2 separate regions of the Homo sapiens genome follow, and region 2 is linked to region 1. Evidence: chromatin loops called from intact Hi-C (ENCODE). Cell type or tissue: GM12878. All regions are shown on one strand. Links, peaks and the distances in the headings refer to the core of each region. The heading gives the core; the rest is flanking DNA.

The links. Peaks named below come from ENCODE experiments on the same cell type or tissue, not always from the same donor. Only the 100,000 strongest peaks of a DNase experiment are listed, where the experiment ranks them.
Region 2: it touches region 1 in a loop (2.4-fold over the local background); 2 of 110 quality-filtered maps call a loop at or near these places.

What each region holds. Positions count from the first base shown.
Region 1 is chr4:105,139,672-105,142,587 of GRCh38, reverse strand. All of the region lies in intron 2 of LOC124900868, which reads left to right. Among named protein-coding and RNA genes, the nearest start is that of TET2, 5.7 kb to the left of the region's middle. RefSeq lists an enhancer at 1,539-1,588. In GM12878, for the core only: a CTCF peak has its summit at 1,501 (motif pointing left); a DNase peak (open chromatin) is centred at 1,436.
Region 2 is chr4:104,490,087-104,493,002 of GRCh38, reverse strand. CXXC4 (CXXC finger protein 4) reads left to right here. Exons shown (of 3, transcript NM_025212.4): 2 at 944-2,259. The coding sequence starts at 1,201. CXXC4-AS1 (CXXC4 antisense RNA 1) reads right to left here and starts at 2,038. Exons shown (of 10, transcript NR_125926.1): 1 at 1,943-2,038. RefSeq lists an enhancer at 622-671. In GM12878, for the core only: a CTCF peak has its summit at 1,374; DNase peaks (open chromatin) are centred at 532 and 2,632; H3K4me3 peaks cover 2,345 bases; H3K27ac peaks cover 2,406 bases.

The DNA of each region.
Region 1 (2,916 bases), core at 326-2,825:
ATTACTGAGGAGGATCACTTAAGCCCAGGAATTCAAGACTGTGAGCCACGTGAGCCATGATTGTACCACTGAACTCCAGCCTGGGTGATAGTGCAAGACTCTGTCTCAAAAAGAAAATGAAAGAATATTAGAATCATTAGTGGGACAACATCATGGAAATTCCTCCACAATTATTGCAAATATTGCTAATACCAATCTCTTACAATTTTAGGGAATACTTTTTCTTTTCATAAATTCTGACTTCACAATCCAGTAACTACTCTTTTTGTCCTCATCCAAATTTACTAACTCACTTAGTATCTCATTTTATTTTGAAAGAATAATTTTTAACTTTATTGATGAATTTCAGTAATCAATAAAATTTAACTATTAATAATTACCTCAGCACCATTTTATAGGACTCTATAGTTTTTTGGCATTTTATGTGTATTATGACTTAATATGCAAAATGATGTCATATTAAAAATGGCATTTAATGTAATTTCCATCATATAAATATTAAAGGTGAGGTTAAGTGATTTATTTAATGTAATTTCCATCATATAAATATTAAAGATGAGATTAATTGATTTACTTAGGGTCAGACATCCTGTAAATAGAGAGCACCTTACAAATCTAAATTTTGTGAATTAAGGTTTAGGCCTTTTTTATTATACCAAAGCTAACCTTCTGTTTTTTTCCTGCTTATCCTCCTCTAATTTTTTTCTCACCATTATTAGTACTGACTGGTAAAGGAATCTTCCCTTCAAAACCTCATGTTAATTTTCTATTATCCTTTGCTACTTAAAAAATTAAAAACTCAGCACCTACATTTACTTAGCACTCCAAAAGTAAGTTTATTGGTTAAATACTGGCTGTGCACCAAGCATTGAAATAATTGTTTTACATTCATTATCTCTTTTAATTTAATGCTTATTATAACCAAGTAAAGTAGGTAATATCTTGTTGAGAATTAAGGGCTAAGTAACTTGGTTGCTATAAAATAGCGGGAAGAATTGTCTCAATCAGGGTTAGCTGACTCTAAAGCTGATGATCTTGCAGGCTACCTGGTGCTGTCTCCCAATTTAGCAGATACAGACATCTATGTTTGCCCCATCATAAGTTTTTCACACAGTATGTTGTATAGCAGTAACATCAGTATTTCCTATATCTTTCTCATATTTTTAAAAAAACCTCTTTTGTCCAAATCTCTACTTTATAAAAAAAATCACTGCTTTCTACTCTGTTTCTTTAGTTTCCAATTTTGTGCCAGGGAGTTGACATTCTTGAACTCTTCAGAAGAATAATTACATTCATGTAATAAGCAAATGTGATACTGTACCCCTTCCCCACCACCACTTTAACGTGTGTCTTAACCGACTAACAATTGGTTTGCAAAGGTAAGTTCTAGTGTATGTTTTCAATATTGGTGGGAATTGCACCTTTGACCTGCCCTTGACTTTTATGAATGGCTTAGGGTTCATTCCGCCAAGCAAGGAAGCTGGCAGGTGGAAAGAGCGCCATCTACTGAAATCATTAATCGGACATGGGTCTTTGGTGATATTAATAAAATGCTCAGAATGGGATAGCACCAAACCTTTCAATTGGGAAAACAAAATCTAATTTAGGGAGCTTTTGAAAAATATGCATGACTAGGTTACCCTCCTCTACCCCCGCAGGCCTTTTGGAGATTCTGATTAAGGAGGTCTGGGATGGGGCAGGAGTAACAATACTTTTTGAATGATTCACAATGAGATGTACAAACTGTGCTTGAAAATCACTGGGATGGCTTAATGTGTGAGAACGCAATAAAAACATTTAGTGTTTACACCTATTATGAATAGTTAACAGGCACACAATATTATCATTCATAGAACATCCTATGACAAAGAACAGACTTTATATATCTCTCTATAGTATAGTGGAACTCTTTCCTTTGCAAAGATCCTGCAAAGCTGCCTTTAACTCTTTTGATATTTCATATTGATTAAATATTTCTGAATTCTCTTGTGATAGGTCAAAAAATTGAGGAAGACATAATTAGCAGCTGAAGAATGACTCAGATCATCAGTAGTGAATAAGAATGATTAGGGGGAAATGTAAGTGACAGGAACAATGCCCTGAAGCAGTGGGGAGAAAGAAGTACTGAACATTGCCTGAGTTCCATGTGTGAAGAATATTCTGTTTTGTTGTTGTTGTTATTCTCATGGGAAAATTCTACTGATAGAGTTGTGTCAAAAATTTTAAAGTTTTTAAGCCATTCCTATAATCTTGGCAATTAGACCAGTTGAATATGATTTTTTTTCTTTTTCCAAAATAATAGTCATGCAATAGTTTATGAGTGTTATTATCTGGCATCATGCTAACAGTTAGTGCAATTCTTCCTGGAAGGAAGACCTATAGAGATTAAACAATGTTTAGGCCCCAGTAAGTTAAATTATTCCCTTTCCGACAGACACCCTATATGGAGAAGGCAAATTAAAAAGGAAGTAAGGTAGCTATTAGTTGATATCCAATTTTCTTCAAATCTTCTAAAGTGTGTTTTCATATTTTCTGGAGATGTGTGGGAAAATTGAGCTCTGACTCAGATCCAACTCAAAGCCTGTGCAAGCATGAGAGGCTAAGTAGTTTCCTGCGAAGCTCTGCACTACCAACCTCTGTTTAATTTGTTTTCTTATGTTATATCTCAGAGTACAATATTATTATGATTTGGCAGAAAACCTTGATCTGTTAGTAATTAGGCATACCACTAAAGTGAACATGGGTTGGTTGCCAGGCAATTGTTCTGCATTTCACAATGACTTGTATACTCAAGAGAATAAATTATATCCAAGCAGGGACCACAAAACAGGGGTTTCTGACAGGCTAGGGTAGAAGGTGAAAACACACACACACAGACACACACACACACACATCAGAATAGCAAAAACAAATCCC
Region 2 (2,916 bases), core at 236-2,735, 650 kb after region 1:
AAGTCCCATGCTTTCCTCTTGTCTTCGGAAGAGACAGCAATCTCCATTAGGAATGATTAGGAATATTCTTATAGAGGCTGCAGGCACTTGGTTTAAAACCTGAGACATTGCTGATATAAATAAATATGTATATATGTAATTATCTGGCTTATCTTTATTTTCTACCTTAAAAAAAATCAAGTAGAACACCACCCTCTTACCCCCACCAAGACCCACCACCAAATGGCTTGTACAATTGAGACCTGTCCTTGGTCCATTGAATTAAGACCCTAACAGAGCCAGCTGTGCTGGGATTCAAACTAATGACCGCAGACACAGAAGGATACTGTGGCAGCTGGTAGTTCTTTTTTCCCTGCCTCTTTAGTTCAGATTGTATGTGGGCAGTCTCTTAGCTCTCAGTTGTATTGTGTTTGCTTACAGTTTATACTCGGATGTATTGTAGACTTTTTCAGTACTTCATTTGCTAATTTCCTGTTCATTTTCCTCATAGGGCCATTGCTGTTTTCTACTTTACAGCATTTGCATGCCCAGGCAGCACTTGTTCACACATTTCATAATGTTTAAATGCCCTCTGCTTATAGGTAGTATCGCCCTCCCACCCATGATTTGCATGTCTTTAGCACTCCAATTGCCCTTTTCCTTAGGCGTTTGTCACCCCCGTCTTCCTTCTTTCCCTGGGTATCCTGGCTATTAATACATTTTCTCAGGAGGGTTATAAGAATAGGGGGGAGGAGCTGTGGTTTGCTGTGGGGAGGGAGGGAGCGGGGGTTGGGAGAGTTGGGGGGGATGGGCTGGGGGGGGTCACGTCTTGATGATTCTTATGCAAACGACCTGATGGAAGAATGTGGGAGCTTTCGGTGTCTGCGGTGGGTTAGTGAGGGAGGTTGTTTATTTTTAATCTTTTTCCTCGTGCAGCTCGTTGGAATGACTTTCTTTATTTTAGTTGTAACAGTTGGAGGATAATGCAAAGGAAGACGCTGCCTGGGAATTCACCGTCTGTGGAAATGAGCCCCAGAGAGGAATAAAGCAGCCCTCACCTTGCTCTCCCCACCCGAACCCACTTTCCCCACCCGCCTCGGCCCCCACCCCAACACCACCATCACTCCCTTCCCTCCCCCCCACCTTTCCCCCTTTTCCACCCAGGTGTCGGACCAGGCGGTCCCCACTTCCACCCTGCACCCCTTCTTCCCCCCCTGCACCATGAACACCAATGTCTGCGTGGAGCCCGGGCCGAGCCCGGAGGCCCCGGGCTTGCCCAAGGAAAGCCACTTGCCCGAGGGGGCTCTGAACAGCCTTGTGGATTACAACTCGGAAATGGAGCGCTACCGCTCCTTTGCCACCTCCTTCTACAAGACCAACGGGGGCGCCTTCCCACAGGCGGCCAAGATCGCGCGCATCACCACCCCCATCTTCCCCAGCAGCGCCGCCGCCGCCGCGGCCGCCGCGCGCATCGGCATGTCCCCCTGGAACTGCGACAACGCGGCCACCGCCGCCGCCGCCACCGCCATGCTCTGGGGCAGCGGCGGGGGCGGGGGCGGCGGCGGGGGGGGTGGCGGCGGCGGCGGCGGCGGCGGAGGCGGGGGCGGGGGTGGTGGGGGCGGCAGGAAATCCTCCTCCGCCGCCGCCTCCTCCTCCGCCTCCTCCTCCTCGGCGATCCTCCCCGCCGGCGGTGGCGGCGGCGGCGGCGGCGGCGGCAGCAGGACCAGCATGCACCACCGAAACGACTCCCAGAGGCTGGGGAAAGCTGGCTGCCCGCCAGAGCCGTCGTTGCAAATGGCAAATACTAATTTCCTCTCCACCTTATCCCCTGAACACTGCAGACCTTTGGCGGGGGAATGCATGAACAAGCTCAAATGCGGCGCTGCTGAAGCAGAGATAATGAATCTCCCCGAGCGCGTGGGGACTTTTTCCGCTATCCCGGCTTTAGGGGGCATCTCATTACCTCCAGGGGTCATCGTCATGACAGCCCTTCACTCCCCCGCAGCAGCCTCAGCAGCCGTCACAGACAGTGCGTTTCAAATTGCCAATCTGGCAGACTGCCCGCAGAATCATTCCTCCTCCTCCTCGTCCTCCTCAGGGGGAGCTGGCGGAGCCAACCCAGCCAAGAAGAAGAGGAAAAGGTGTGGGGTCTGCGTGCCCTGCAAGAGGCTCATCAACTGTGGCGTCTGCAGCAGTTGCAGGAACCGCAAAACGGGACACCAGATCTGCAAATTTAGAAAATGTGAAGAGCTAAAGAAAAAACCTGGCACTTCACTAGAGGTCAGAGGAGATGATTTCTTGTTTCCCAGTCTCCCCCCTTCCCTCCTCACTCCCTCTCCCCTTCAGGGATTCTTGTCTGGCTTCAAGATGCAGTACCCCTTCTCAGAAGCTTCATTCAGGTGGTAAGAGTTGTAGGTGGTTTGCGAAAGGCTTGGCCTCTCCACCACCCGCACCAGCTGCACTTCACGTGACACCGCCCTTCTGATAGAGAGAGTGCCCTCCTTTTTATCCCTGGGGGAAAAATAATGTAATTGAAGAATCAGAAGTTTCACATTCAATATGCTCAATATTTTCCCTTGGTGGTTTAAAATGCCCCCTCCTCCTCATTAAAAAGGGTGGGGCATCTTGCCCAAAGGACTGGACACATCACATCCTATACAAGTTTACTGGCTAAGTTAGTGGCCCATTTATAACAGTGAGGACACAGTTTGTGGTACACAAGCCTGTTCTCATTAAAAAACCGGTAACAAACCACACAGCAGTATTCAATGAAGTTGAAACACCTGGATTCAGAAGGGGATTTCCTACCCTTTTCTAGAATCATTTTTCTACTCATCAAGGCAGAATGTTTTCTATTTTATTTTCTGCGTATCTGATATTTTTGGAGAAAGCTGAAACTGTGTAGGAAGCGGATTTCTACCTGCAAATTTTGAGGAG